2 separate regions of the Homo sapiens genome follow, and region 2 is linked to region 1. A link is a contact called in ENCODE Hi-C or POLR2A ChIA-PET data. All regions are on one chromosome and are shown on one strand. The core of a region is the stretch at or near the end of the contact, and the rest is flanking DNA. Distances in the headings are between cores, read along the strand shown.

Region 1 (6,852 bases), core at 4,152-6,651:
AAAAATTCAGATCCTCAATTATACTAGCTAGATTTCAAGTGCTCAACAGCCACATATGGCTAGTGGTTACCTTACTGGACAGTGCAGATATGCAGATATAAAAAATTTCCATCATCACAAAAAGTTGTTGGACAGTGGAGATAGGAGAGACTGAGGCAAAACAGCCAATTGGAGACCATTAATATTAGTCTAGGAGATGTTATCAAGTCATAAACTCCTACGACCACAGTGAGGATGGCTAGGAGGAGCAGGTGGAAAGTTGTCTTTAAGGAACTCCATCAAATGTCTGGCTAACAGCAGCAAGGGTAAACGCATGGTTTCCTTATTATTTTTTTTAAGTAATTTTCTTTGGAATTTCTCCAGCTCCATTATGTCTTTCTTGATTTCATAGAAATCCTAGTGGCTCATTTTCATGTACTAGCAGGACACTTCCCAAGAAGATGCAATGACCAGAAACTCCTACTGTTGAGTAGGCCCCACTTAGCAAGACCTACTGAATCAGAAACTCTGGGGGCCATCAGTCTGTTTTAAGAAGCTGTCCAGACTGCTGGGCCCCCAGAGATTCTGATTCAGTAGGTCTTGCTAGGTAGAAAAAAAGCAAAGAAGCTGTCCAGGTGATTCTGATAAAAATTAAAGTATGACTACCACTATAAATATAGTGGATTATCTTTCATGAGCCTTTCAGTGCTAAATTTGGGGGCCCTGTTAAAATACAAGCACTTTTGGCCTAGCTCTTTCACCCTCCATAGTACCCTTATCCATCCATCCATCCATCCATCCATCCATCCATCCATCCATCCATTTATCTAATTATTTACATTATCTGTGTTCAGAGTGCTTTAAAAGTAAAGAATAGGCCAGACATGGCTCAGTGGCTCATGCCTGTAATCCCAGCACTTTGGAAGGCCAAGGCGGTTGGATCAGCTGAGGTCAGGAGTTCAAGACCAGCCTGGCCAACATGGTGAAACCCCGTCTCTAATAAAAATACAAAAATTAGCCGAGCATGATGGCGTGCCTGTAGTCCTGGCTACTCAGGAGGGTGAGGCAGGAGAATCGCTTGAACCTAGGAGGCAGAGGTTGCAGTGAACCGAGATCAAACCACTGCATTCCAGCCTGGGCGACAGAGCAAGACTCTGTCTCAAAAAAAAAAAAAAAAAAAAAAGTCAAGAATAAAAAGTTTAAATACAATCCAATTTTTTAGCTATTGACCCAAATAATATGAAATCTTGAAAGCTAGTTTAGTTGCAGGAATATCTTCCCCCTGATATTGTTAACTTTCTTATGTTTTCTATAATCACGGAAAGGCAAAATTTACTTCCGAATTTTCAAAATAAGCATTTGTAATTCCATCAGAAACAACCCTACACCTGTTACTACCTAGGTTTTTATGGAGAATGTATTGGGAATACAGAAAAGGTATAAGCAAAGAGCCTGGCCTTTAGATCCTTTAGTCACTCTGGCTAGTGGCTAGGGATGACTAGTAAGATGACAGTCCTTAAGCGGATGACCATTGGACACATAAACATAGGACAACCACCTTCCATGCAATGTGGATAGAGTAACATGGTGTGTTGGAGAGATGCTCATTATTGGGGTGGGGGTGCTGGAGAAGGCTTCACGGGGCCCCTGACACATCAACGGCATTTGACATGAAAAGAAAGGGGCAAGGAGGTGGGGGTGGGGATTCAGTCACAGGGAACAAAATTAACAAAAGCAGTGGGGTCTGAAAGGAAGAGGAACGGCCGGGCAGTCAGGCCTCAGGAGGAAATGGATGGGGTAGGCGGTGGGGTGCAGGTAGCACGTCAGTTCTGGGGCTTTTGACAATATAGACAGGAGAATTTGAAAGGATGCAGCTTGCAAAACGCACACACTGTTGTCTCTTGTCATTGCCATCCACACGGCCTTTGAAAGTAGAGACAATACCTCAGAGATAAGCTCCCAGGGACGACCATCATTCATTCATTCCACAGATACTGACTGAGTGCCCACGGCGTGCCTGGCTCTGCGGCATACCTGGGTACCTGCCGGTGACGGACGCAGCCCCCGCCCTGGGACCTGCAGCCCCCGGCGCCCAGGCGTCTCCCAGCAGCGGCTCACCTGGCTCCTTGGCGGGGGCGGGAGTGCGGGCGCTGGGATCCCACACGGCTCTCGCCTGGCTGGCGGCGCTGCGGACGCGGATACCGGCGGCGGTTCCCGAGCCGTTGTGGCCTAGCCCGCGGGCGTTCCGGGCGGGCTGAGGAGATGAGAGTGGGGGAGGGGACGAGGAAGAGGAGCATGAGCAGCTGGGCTAGGGAGCCAGGAAAGTGGTACCTGGGTCGCCCTCCTCATACCTGAGTCGTGGGATCCCCTTGGTATTTGGTAAACCTGTATACCAAGGCTCCTTCTCTCTCCGAGGTTTTGCTATTCTTGATCGAGGGCCTATTTGGTGCCAGGCCTCGTGTCCTGAACATACAGCAGTGCACATGTGTCACATGTGTACTGCACAGACGGTAATTCACTAACGTCTCCGGAAGACTTAAGCCTTCCTCAGGTCAGAAGAGGTAAAAAGAAATGGAGGCTAGGAGGGTCACCCAGGTCTCCAACCATAGGCTGTCTGCCCCACAAACCCGGCTCTCCCCACTGAATGACACCCTCCTGCCCAGATCTGCTCTGGATGCAGACATGCCATCTGCACTCACTCCCTTTACCCTCCTCCCACCCTATCCCTGTCCCTAGCACTGTCTCTCACTCCACCTTGTATTCCTGCTTGGCCCAGTTACAGTTTTACACTTGTTTGTTTGATGACTGTGTTAATGTCTACCTTATAATGCACTTTATGTATTCCTTTTTGTAAATCATCTTACCCCTATGAGGGCAAGGACTTTTATCCCTTTCATTAACTGTTTTATTATCAGTGCCTACAGCAGTGTGGTGGACATAGGAAGTATTCAATTAATTTTTGTTGAATGATTGCCCTCCCATTGATTGTAAGCTCCACACCGGCAGCAACTGTAGTTTTTAATCACTTTTAAACTGCAAGTGTTTGACACCTAGTAGGCATTTAATACACATTGGTTGAATGAGTGTATGAATATACTGCTTACTTTATCTTTACCCTTTCATTCACCCTCACCTCATCATCCCAATTTGTAGGATAAAAATGTGCATTTCTGAGGATTCCTACTTCCAAGCTTCCTCCTCACCCTTTGTAACCATTCCCTCATTCCCTTGATCCCCCCAACCCCATCCCTCATGTCTTCACAATCATGTTTTTGCTCTTACTTCCCCTTCACCCTCCATTACTTCTTAGAAAGCTTCCTATCCTCCCTAGTTTGGAACATTCTCAAGCAACATGTTTTTGTAGATAAGAGAATTCCAGCCTAAGCTACATTGGATCCAAAACAGCTTTCCATGAATCACCCATGACTATCTGTTTTTTGGTTTTATATTGCTTTCCTTGAAGAGGACTGAGGATACTGTACCACTTGAAATCATGGTCACTGTTCATAATTTTTTCAACAAATATTTATGACACATGTTTTATGTTCTAGACATTGTGCTAGATGTTGGGACAAGATATGCAAAGTCTGAGCCCTCCAAGGTGTGTATGACACAAAATAGAATAATCACGGGAAATGTTGAGAAATGTCCTGGCTTGGATCTAGTTATTTCTAATACAAGAAACTAAGAGAATGAGACAGGATCTGATTCTTCTGCTCATTGTAACAAGCTTTAGCATAGGCATAGGTTGATAATGGATGTAGGCATGGGGTTAGAATGCCTTGCCCATTCACATTTATCTTGTTTGGTTTTTACAAATGACTCTGTTAGTCGGGAATGCAGGGCAGGAATTCTCTCGTAGAAGCTGGAACTGAGGTTCAGGAAAGGTCAGTTGACTTGCCTAAATTCGATGAGACTCCTGCCCTATTCTCCTTACTCGAAGAGGCCTGAGTTAAATGCTTAAAATCCTCTTCACTGATGGCTCTTCAGGATAGGAGTCAGTTTCAAATCTTCAGTGTAACGGTTTTTTAAATGCTTCTCAAAGGGAGATATCAGAGACTTTCCTGAATCAGAATCACCTAAGATGTATTATAAAAATGCATGCTCTTGATCAAGACCTCCTCTGACCTACCCAATTAGACTCCCTGTGAGTTCTGGGAACTTGCATCTTAAACTCCCAGGGTGATTTTTCTGCATGTAAGTTTAACTGGGAGAGTTTTAATGTAAAGCTTCGGTTTGTTTTTGTTTTTGTTTTTGTTTTTGAGACGGAGTCTCCCTCTGACGCCAGGCTGGAGTGCAGTGGCGCGATTTTAGCTCACTGCAACCTCCGCCTCCTGGATTCATGCAATTCTCCTGCCTCAGCCTCCCGAGAAGCTGGGACTACAGGGTCGTGCCACCACGCCCAGCTAATTTTTGTATTTTTTTTAGTAGAGACGAGGTTTCACCATGTTGGCCAGGATGGTCTCTATCGCTTGACCTCGTGATCCACCCGCCTCGGCCTCCCAAAGTGCTGGGATAACAGGTGTGAGCCACTGAGCCCAGCCCCTGGAAAGCCTCAGCTTTGATGCAGGGTTAACATTTGCCTTTGGGACATATTTCGTCAGCATCTCAAAGAGTAACCCATATGTCCTTGAGCAGATGGGAATGCAACAGCCTTCTGGCCGGAACCTGTCTCTTTCTTTCTTTCTTTCTTTTGAGACGGAGTTTCGCTCTTGTTGCCCAGGCTGGAGTGTAATGGCACGATCTCGGCTCACCGCAACTCCGCCTCCCGGGTTCAAGCGATTCTCCTGCCTCAGCCTCCCGAATAGCTAAGACTCCAGGTGCGCGCCACTACGCCCGGTTAATTTTGCATTTTTAGTAGAGACGGGGTTTCTCCATGTTGGTCAGGCTGGTCTCGAACTCCCGACCTCAGGTGATCCGCCCGCCTCGGCCTCCCAAAGTGCTGGGATTACAGGCGTGAGCCACCACGCCCGGCCACTTGTCTCTTTTTTATGCAAGTGTTTTTTGGAATTTGGGGGTTCAGGTGAGCAGGTGCTCTGCTGCTGGTAACTACTCGCAGTTAAAGATCTTTTGACTCTTTCCCCGACACGCTATTTGTCAGTGTCGTTTTCCACCACAGAGCCAGGTATTTGCCCCGCCGGCCACGGTGAGGCGCGCGAGGCGTGTGCTGCCAGCTTCTCTCTTCCTTCCCCGGTCCGCCTTCGCGCCCTTAAGGAGACAGTCCCTGGGAGTTTCTGCCTTTGGTCTCCAGTTATTGTTCTCTTCTCGCGAGAACTGCTCCTCCCATCCTCTTCTCTCACGAAGCCCCGCCCGCGGAGAGGTTCCATATTGGGTAAAATCTCGGCTCTCGGAGAGTCCCGGGAGCTGTTCTCGCGAGAGTACTGCGGGAGGCTCCCGTTTGCTGGCTCTTGGAACCGCGACCACTGGAGCCTTAGCGGGCGCAGCAGCTGGAACGGGAGTACTGCGACGCAGCCCGGAGTCGGCCTTGTAGGGGCGAAGGTGCAGGGAGATCGCGGCGGGCGCAGTCTTGAGCGCCGGAGCGCGTCCCTGCCCTTAGCGGGGCTTGCCCCAGTCGCAGGGGCACATCCAGCCGCTGCGGCTGACAGCAGCCGCGCGCGCGGGAGTCTGCGGGGTCGCGGCAGCCGCACCTGCGCGGGCGACCAGCGCAAGGTCCCCGCCCGGCTGGGCGGGCAGCAAGGGCCGGGGAGAGGGTGCGGGTGCAGGCGGGGGCCCCACAGGGCCACCTTCTTGCCCGGCGGCTGCCGCTGGAAAATGTCTCAGGAGAGGCCCACGTTCTACCGGCAGGAGCTGAACAAGACAATCTGGGAGGTGCCCGAGCGTTACCAGAACCTGTCTCCAGTGGGCTCTGGCGCCTATGGCTCTGTGTGGTGAGTGTCGCTGGGCCTGGGGCCGCTGTGGGCAGGGTGGCCCCTCGCGCCCGAGGGCCAGGCCTGCTCCACTGCTCAGCGTTGCGTCAAGTGGCAGGAATTTTCCTCGGGGGAGGGCATTGCTGCCCCTTCGAGCTCTGCCCGTTCTGCACCTCCAGCACCCCTCGCCCTGCACTCACGCAGGTATGCGGTCCACCGTGTGCAGCACTCAGGTCCGCTGCGAGAGGTAGGTGGTGGTGCTGGAGCTCGGTTCTGGCTAGCACCCTGCGCCTTCCCCTCTCGGAGGGTTGCTGCTCGGCAACAGGCACCGGGGGAAGGGCCGCTTCCTTGGGGGTCTCCCTGCCTACCTGGAGCAGAAGGACCCTCTCCCGTGATGCGCCCACGCTGGGGCTCCGGACCCTGGGTCCTCTGAGCAGACAAGCTCGGGGAACTGCCGGGAGAAGCAGAAGGGCACAGCCCAACCCGAAGACTGCGGTCATCTGAACAAAACTGACCAGGAAGGGAGCTCTCTCCGGGCCTTTTTTTTTTTTTTTTTTTTTCAAAACTCTGTCGAAATCCCATCTTGAAAAGCGTTCTTTTTGAATTCGCACTTGAATTAACAGCGATCCATAGAGCTTAAAATACCGACTTTATCTCGGTGAGCACTGTGCCAGCTTGAGTGGTGTGTTTCCGATTCGGTTGAAAGCGTATTTCCTTTCCGTGGAGGGGCGGCGGTGGTAGTGCCTGCAAGAACACTGCAGCTTGAGAAACTGGCAGGCTCACTGATTAGTCACATACCACTGCTCATTTAAGTATTGTTCGACAAAACAATTTTCTCATTTGGAGCAAGAAAGATTCAGATCTGTAAGGCGCCCTCAAGATCAAAAAGTTATTAACAGTGCTGGGAGGTATTGTAAATATTTTTTGAGATAATTCCTGCGAATACTGTGTTTTAAAAGTCCCTTAGAGAGCTTGCAGGGAGTTATCTAGTTATCTGCATTTATGG
Region 2 (7,110 bases), core at 2,312-4,811, 1.2 Mb after region 1:
TTAATATAATCCTCAGTGATTCACATGTGCAATATAGTATAGGAAGCACTGGTCTAGTGGACCAGTGAATGTCTGCCAAGAAGGACCTCCATCAGAAGGCCTCTAAGGACCCCTTGGGAACCTCAAACCAATGATTTACACCTCTTGCTGGGCAAGGGTGGCTGCCATACCTATCAGCCCTTTGATGACAGCTACCAACTGATCTCCTGACTAGGTGGGTGGCCTCCCTCCCTCATCATTCCAGGTACAGGCACATTCCTTTGAAGCTGCAAAAGAGTTTGAAGAATACAATCTTTCTCAGAGAAGACTGTTCTTCAACCAAGGATGTAGGCAAGGATGTAGAGTCATTGGTAAAGTGGACACATCCTACTAGGGGTTAGGAAACACTGTTTCTATCATCTTTCCTAACATAAAAATATGTGAACAACATAGAATCGAAAGACAAGAAATATTTATATTCTTCCTTCTTTCACTCAGTAAATATTTACTAAGCACTCACTATGTTCCAAACACTATTCTAGGTGCTGGGGATACAGCAGGGAACAAAACAAAGTCCCAGTCTTAGTGGGGTTCACGATCTCTAGGGCAGTAGTCCCCAACCTTTTTGGCACCTGGGACCAGTTTCAGGGAAGACAACTTTTCCATGAAAATTTTGGGGGAGGGGGGTTAAAGGATGAAACAGTTCCACTTCAAATCACAAGGCATTAGATTCTCATAAGGAGTGCGCAATGCAACCTAGATCCCTTGTATGAGCAGTTCACAATAGGGTTCAAACTCCTGTGAGAATCTGCTGCTGCTGCTGATCTGACAGGAGGCGGAGCTCTGGCAGTAATGATTGCATGCCCACCCGCCACTCACCTCCTGCTGTGCGGCCTGGTTCCTAACAGGCAACAGACAGGGGGCCTTTACTCTAGGGGATGGAGATGGACAACAAACAAGTACATAATATGGCCTGTAGTGATAGCGCTTTAAAGAAAAATAGAGCCAGGCAATAAGACCAATGGGCATGGCTGCAGCAGATTAAGCAAGAAAGAAAGCATAATGAGATGAGACTGGAGAGGTGAGTGGAGCCAAGTCATGTAGGGTCTTTAAGGAGCTTGGATTTTATGCCAAGTACAATGGGGGCCATTGCAAAGTTTTCAGCAGAGGAGTGACATGATATCGTCTACATTTTAACAGGGTGTCTCTGGGCAGGGTGCGATGGCTCCCACCTGTAATACTAGCTCTCTGGGAGGCCAAAGGTGGTGGATTGCTTGAGTTTCAGGAGTATGGGACCAGCCTGGGCAACATGGTGAAACTTCATCTCTACAAAAATACAAAAAATTAGCTGGCCATGGTGGTATGTGCCTGTTAGTCCCAGCTACTCAGGAGGCTGATGTGGGAGGATTGCTTGAGCCCAGGAGATGGAGGTTGTAGTGTGCTGAGATCATGTCACTGGACTCCAGCTTGGGTGACAGGGCAAGACCTGGTCTCAAAAAAAAAAAAAAAGGTCTCTCTGGTTGGTATATGGGGAATGGACTCTAAGGGGCTAAGAGTGGAAGCAGGGAGCCGAATAGCAGGCTGCTGTAAGCAGGTGTGTGGTTGGTGAAGATTAGGGTGACCAAGTGGTAGTGGTGAAAAAGGTTCCAACAATCTCAATTTCCCTATTTAAAAAGTCATCACAAGGTAACTGATGTGAATTTTTAAAAAATCTTGGAGGGGAAACTGATATAGAAAACAAACTGTAGAAATAACAGGGCTTTTCTGGGTTGAGCACTGTTAACTACACCCCCTGGGAATCAGTGTCATTTAACATTTCATAGAAGATTAAGAAAAAGGAGTATTTTGAGATATGTCTAGATACACAAATCATACTTTGCTTTCCACATAGTAAAATGTCAAATCAATAGGGAGCAGCTTCTGGAACATCTCTAAAGCCATGTGCATAAGCTGGAAAGTGGCAGGTATCTTGTCACATGGATGAGTGTATGGCAGCTCACATAGGGAAAGACAATTCAGAGGATACCTTTAAGACAATGAACTCTGAACTGCTGGTTGCCACCAAGGTAAGGAATCTAGAAGTTGTTTTAGATTACTCTTTCAAGACATCAACTCTTCTAAAGTCCAAACAGCCAGCAAAAGGTCTGGCTGTCCAGAATAAAGACAAAACATCAGCCTTAACAAAGCCTCAGTACATCCCTCTTTGGGCTTAGTGTGCAGTGCTGGTCACTGCATCCTAAGAAAAAGAAGCGCCAGAGAAAGGCAAGTAAAATAATTAAAAGAATAGAGGGGCTTTTTTTCTCTGGGTTAAATGCCCATAAAGAAGATAAGATGCTTTTATAGCATGAAAGACTCAGAGGAAGTAAAAATAGCCCTTGTCATCCAATCCTATAATTCTTAAATTAGGGGACAAAAGAAGCTTGAAAATGGGAGTAATGAAGAAACCGTCGTTGGAGGACATATAAAAGAAGGTCCTTCTTTGGCTGGGGCCAGGGGTCAGGTCTTTAAGTATTCTCCAATATGTGGAAGTACATGTGGTAGCTGTAAATGGAGGGTGGGGGTGGGGGTGGGGGACACGCAGCCCACCTCAACAGTCCTTCGAAGGGACAAAAACCACTCTGGACTGGTGCCCGCCTTCCCTCTTTCCCCAAATCACCACGGAATACAACCACAGAAACTCAAAACCAGCAAAAAACGCTGACAAGACATTCAAAGGATTCAAAATGCTAATACTAAATCTCATTGTCTGGGAAAATTAGATTGAAAATAAATTCAAGGGTGCAAGATTTATAATAGATTAACAAGGGAAATTAAGGATGTTGGTGGGGCCGGGAGGAGATACATCCTTAACTTTGTGATTCACACGATGGAGCAATACTGTGTCCTTCAAAGAAATGGTATTTGGTAATCTGAGTTGGACAGCTATCATAAACCATTTCCTATATACACTGTTAGCATAGTCAGAAAGTGAGAGTTATGGATTGACATAGGGATTAGATCATTTGAATTTTTAACCCACAGCACAAGTCCTTCAATCGTTTTCAATAAACAGAGGGAGAGGGAGACTCTGATGAACCGTTGCTCACGTGTTGAACAGTTAGCAATCCCGGGCTATCGGGTCCCTGCTGACCTTCCTTCAGAAAAACGAATGGACATGTAAACGGAATGAGGAAAGGAGGGTAATAACCAGAGTGTCATTGAATTGAGAGATGTTAAAAATGGGCCACAACCAACACATGGGCCCTTACTTTTAGGTGAAAGATTCCTATATATAAATACATAGTATGTTCTCTCTTGCCAAGAAATATTAGACTAAGGAACTTCATTCCTCACGAAGAAGATAATCCCCTCTTCCTTCCCATAGGTCCCTTACCTTACCTGCTTCTTCCCTCTCGCGGGTAGGAACTTTGAGCCCCGCCTCTCGGCTCGTCCAAGCTCCGCCTTCCCCGTCCACCTGTGTGCCCAGCCCCTGACGTTACCGGTCGGCTTCAGCGGCCTGCAGGATTCCGGCTCCCAATTGGTCGGCCCGTCCACGGCTTGCGCAGCTCACCAATGGCAGCGGTGCTGGGTGGAGGGGTGCCCACATCCAAGATGGCGTCCCCAGGAGCTGGGAGCGGGTGACCGGCGGCGGGGAAGCGGCCTGGGTTGGCCCTCAGATTGCGGGGTCTGGGGGCATCTCGCCGGGCAAACCCTTGGCCCGCCTACAAGGACTTCCCCCGGCCAGAGCAATGGCCGCTGAGAACAGCAAGCAGTTTTGGAAGAGGAGCGCTAAGCTGCCGGGGAGGTGAGCCCAGGACGCTGAGAGGGATAGGGGATTGGACCAAACCCTTCCAGATCCTAATCCCTGAATCCCGCGGGCCTGGGGCGCCACAGAGGCCAGAAGACTGGTTTGGGGAAGCTGGGACTGCCTGGTGGCGGCAGGGCAGCTGTCAGGCAGCGAAGCGAACAGCGAGCTTTGGGGACGGCTGGATGTGGGTGTAGACCGGGGTCTGGGGGCGGAGGTTTCAGGAGGGGTGACCTCAGCGGGAAGGTGGCCGAAGATTGGGCGTAAAGGGGAGTGGAGTTGGGTGAATAGTCAGTGTCGGCCCTGGTCTCGGAAGTTCCTCCCCAGAGCTGCTTCCCACTCTAATTAGGACTCCCTCTCAGGGGTCTCCACCACGCACAGGTGGTTGGTCGCTCGAGGATGGCCCCTTCCCTTGATCCCTGAGGTCGGCACTTACCCGAAGGATTCCGGTGGGAGTTTGGGGCCGCCTGCCGAGAGGGTTAGGCAGGAAAAGTGAGGACGATTCTCAACCCTGACCTTACTTTATCTTGAGTTGGCCCTTTCCCACTAGGAATTATTACAAGACGACCACAGAATCAGGGTTATTCCTTTGGCATTTTCTAAGGATTTGTCCAACCCCAAGTGACTTCTTCCTCCCCTGCATTGTAATGCACTTCTTGTGCAAATGCACTAAATTCGTTCATTCTTCAGTTGTTTAACTGGAGAGCAGACCCCCTAAGACTACCCCCACCCTCTTTTCGGTGTATGTTGAGACTTTTGGCAAATTATCCATCCATCAATCTACTGTTGGTTTACTGTTTCAGTTTATTTTGGGCAAAGTCCTGAGAAGTATAAGGAAGAGTGTGTATTTCAGTCGTAAATTTAAGATTTCTGCCAGCTACAGTCTACTTGGTGATGAAATTCATGTTTGGTTGTGTCCCCTGTGCTACCTTTTCTAATGGATTCAGGTTTTTTCCTTCTGGGATAATCTTTTGAACTCGTGACTTTTTTTTTTTAAGCGAGAGAGAGATGAGGGTCAGTAGTGGCTAGGTAAGAGCCTTAATTTTTTTTTTTTTTTTAAATGAAATAGAGACAAGGTCTGACTGTGTTGCCAGGGCTGGTCTCTGACTCCTGGCCTCAAGTGATCCTCTTGCCTTGGCCTCCCAAAGTGTTGGGATTACAGGCGTTAGCCACCATGCCCCACCAAGAGTCTTATTTTATTAAGGATTCTAGTAGACATATGGAGAATAGGGTGGAAATCAGCTTTTAGTAATACTTATTAAAGTAATAGAAAGGAATGCAAAGATAACTTCAGATTAAAGTGCTGTGGACTCAACAGTGTTAATATTACTGTTAAAGATGTTCTGTGTTTTTAGGTAAGCACACTTCCTGCCAACTGATTCCTTTTCCTTCCTGGTCTAGTGAGCTCTCTAGTTGTGCTAACTGCTATTCTCTGGGGTTTTCCGTAGTGAGATCATTAAATTTTGACATCCTAAGATTATAATCATAATCAATAGGAAGACTGTTGTATCAGGAAGCAGTGTAAGAGATGTGGGACGTGGCATGGGCTTCTGTGCCTTCTGACTGCTGGTTGCTATTAACAATCTTTTTTTCCTATATTTCCTGTATTTGGCTATAAGAACAGTCAACTTTTTTAAAGCACTACTTTTCTGAGATAGGAAGAGAAGTCTTTTCAGTTTCTTCAAGTTTCTGGATTCCTTTTTCATTTTGAAGAATATAGAGAAATAGAGAACTTTCGAGTTCAGAAAGACTTGGGTTACTATTTGGGCTCTGTTGTGTGTGTGACCAAGACAAATAATCTTTCTAGGCCTCAATTTCCTTACCTATGAAATGAGAAATAAAAATACTTTCCTCAGAGTTACTGTGGGGACTAAGTGAAATACCCTATTTGTAAAGAGCCTAGGACAGTGTTTATTTAGCACATTATAGTTGCTCAAAAAAACAGTAGTTATTAACATTGCTGTCATTATTACAGCAAGTAAACATTTAAAATAATGTTACTCAGATCCTTACCCCAGCTCATTGTCTTCGTTGTTTAAGGTATTCAAATATTGTCACAATTCATAATAGTTTTTAGTACCTTACTTGGTAAAGAGAAATACTGTTCAGCTGTGTGCTTTTAGCAGTGAAGCCCACAAGCCTCTGGTCATAGGAGAAAACTAAGGTTCTTTTAGATAGAAAGGTACTTTGGTTTAAAGAAAATGTTAGGGCATTTTCTCAAGAATAGAACTTTTGCATCTGTACTCTTTCGGTCTTAGAGAAGAAAAACTTTCTCCTGGGTGGGGAAATGACACAAATGACTCTACTGGATGCATGCAAACTTGGAAATGAAACTAGTTTACTCTTCTTTGCAAATTGAAAGGTGAAAAATAAAAGCGATGACAGGGTTCTTTCCATTTGTCTGATCATGATCCAACAATCTTAGTGACAACAAATAGAAATTTTATTAAATAAAAGAAGTTGCAAATGAATGAAACATTCTTTTTAAAAATAACAGCTTTATTGAGATATAATTCACATACCATAAAATTCACTCTTTTAAAGTGTACAATTCAGTGGTATTTAGTATATTCATTTATAGTATAGATGGTTTTGTGCAACCATCACCACTAATTTCAGAACATTTTCATCATCCTGAAAAGAAACTACATACCTGTTTACAGTCACTCCCCATCCACCCCACTCCAGACCCTGGTAACTACTAACCTACTTTCTGTTTCTGTGGATTTACCACTTTTGGACATTTTATATATATGGAGTAATATGATCTGAGGCCTTTTGTGAGTGGCTTCTTTTATTAAGCACAGTGATTTCAGGCTTGTCCACGCTGTAGTATGTATCAGTACTTCATTCCATTTTATGGCTGAATAATATTCCATAGTATACATACACCACATTTTGTTCATTCATCAGTTGATGGATATTTGAATTGTTTTCACTTTTGGGCTATTGTACGTAATGCTTTTATGAACATTTATGCAGAGGTTTTTGTTTGGATATATATTTTCTATTCTTCTGCTGATAAATAGGAGTGGAATTGCTGGGTCATGTAGTAACTTGGTGGAACTAAGCATCTTTTAAGTTCTCTCAGTTATTCACATGAGCCCCATTTACTTAGCACATCAAATGGTCATTGTATTAATGCCTAGAAGATAAGAGGCAATCTCTACCATTGCAGGCTTTGGCAGGTGTGGTGGCCTGTAATCCCAGAATTTTGGAAGGCTGAGGCAGGTGGATCGCTTGAGGCCAGGAGTCCGAGACCAGCCTGGCCAACGTGGTGAAACCCCCCATCTCTACTAAAAATACAAATTAGCTGGGCTTGGTGGTGTGTGCCTGTAGTCCCAGCT

Evidence for each region. A loop is a pair of places that touch in the nucleus more often than their neighbours do. ChIA-PET counts read pairs that join two places held with the same protein, here RNA polymerase II (POLR2A). Pooled maps may share reads with other maps.
Region 2: a pooled map shows a loop between it and region 1 (8-fold over the local background). The contact joins the promoter of TBC1D22B here to the promoter of MAPK14 in region 1. A Hi-C loop is called at or near these places in 1 of 37 single-sample maps with no recorded cell type and 4 of 50 pooled maps. POLR2A ChIA-PET finds 5 or more read pairs at or near these places in 1 of 52 experiments (PC-9).

Annotation. Positions count from the first base shown.
Region 1 is chr6:36,022,407-36,029,258 of GRCh38, forward strand. It overlaps MAPK14 (mitogen-activated protein kinase 14), which reads left to right and starts at 5,402. Exons shown (of 12, transcript NM_139012.3): 1 at 5,402-5,867. The coding sequence starts at 5,752. SLC26A8 (solute carrier family 26 member 8) reads right to left here and starts at 2,235. Exons shown (of 20, transcript NM_052961.4): 1 at 2,098-2,235. RefSeq lists enhancers at 1,680-2,181, 2,182-2,681, 5,013-5,452 and a silencer at 5,643-5,742.
Region 2 is chr6:37,254,211-37,261,320 of GRCh38, forward strand. It overlaps TBC1D22B (TBC1 domain family member 22B), which reads left to right and starts at 3,562. Exons shown (of 13, transcript NM_017772.4): 1 at 3,562-3,763. The coding sequence starts at 3,708. It overlaps TMEM217B (transmembrane protein 217B), which reads right to left and starts at 3,934. Exons shown (of 2, transcript NM_001395378.1): 1 at 3,358-3,934. TMEM217 (transmembrane protein 217) reads right to left here and starts at 3,934. Exons shown (of 3, transcript NM_001286401.2): 1 at 3,358-3,934. RefSeq lists a silencer at 3,393-3,522 and enhancers at 3,623-3,682, 3,783-3,842, 3,929-4,564.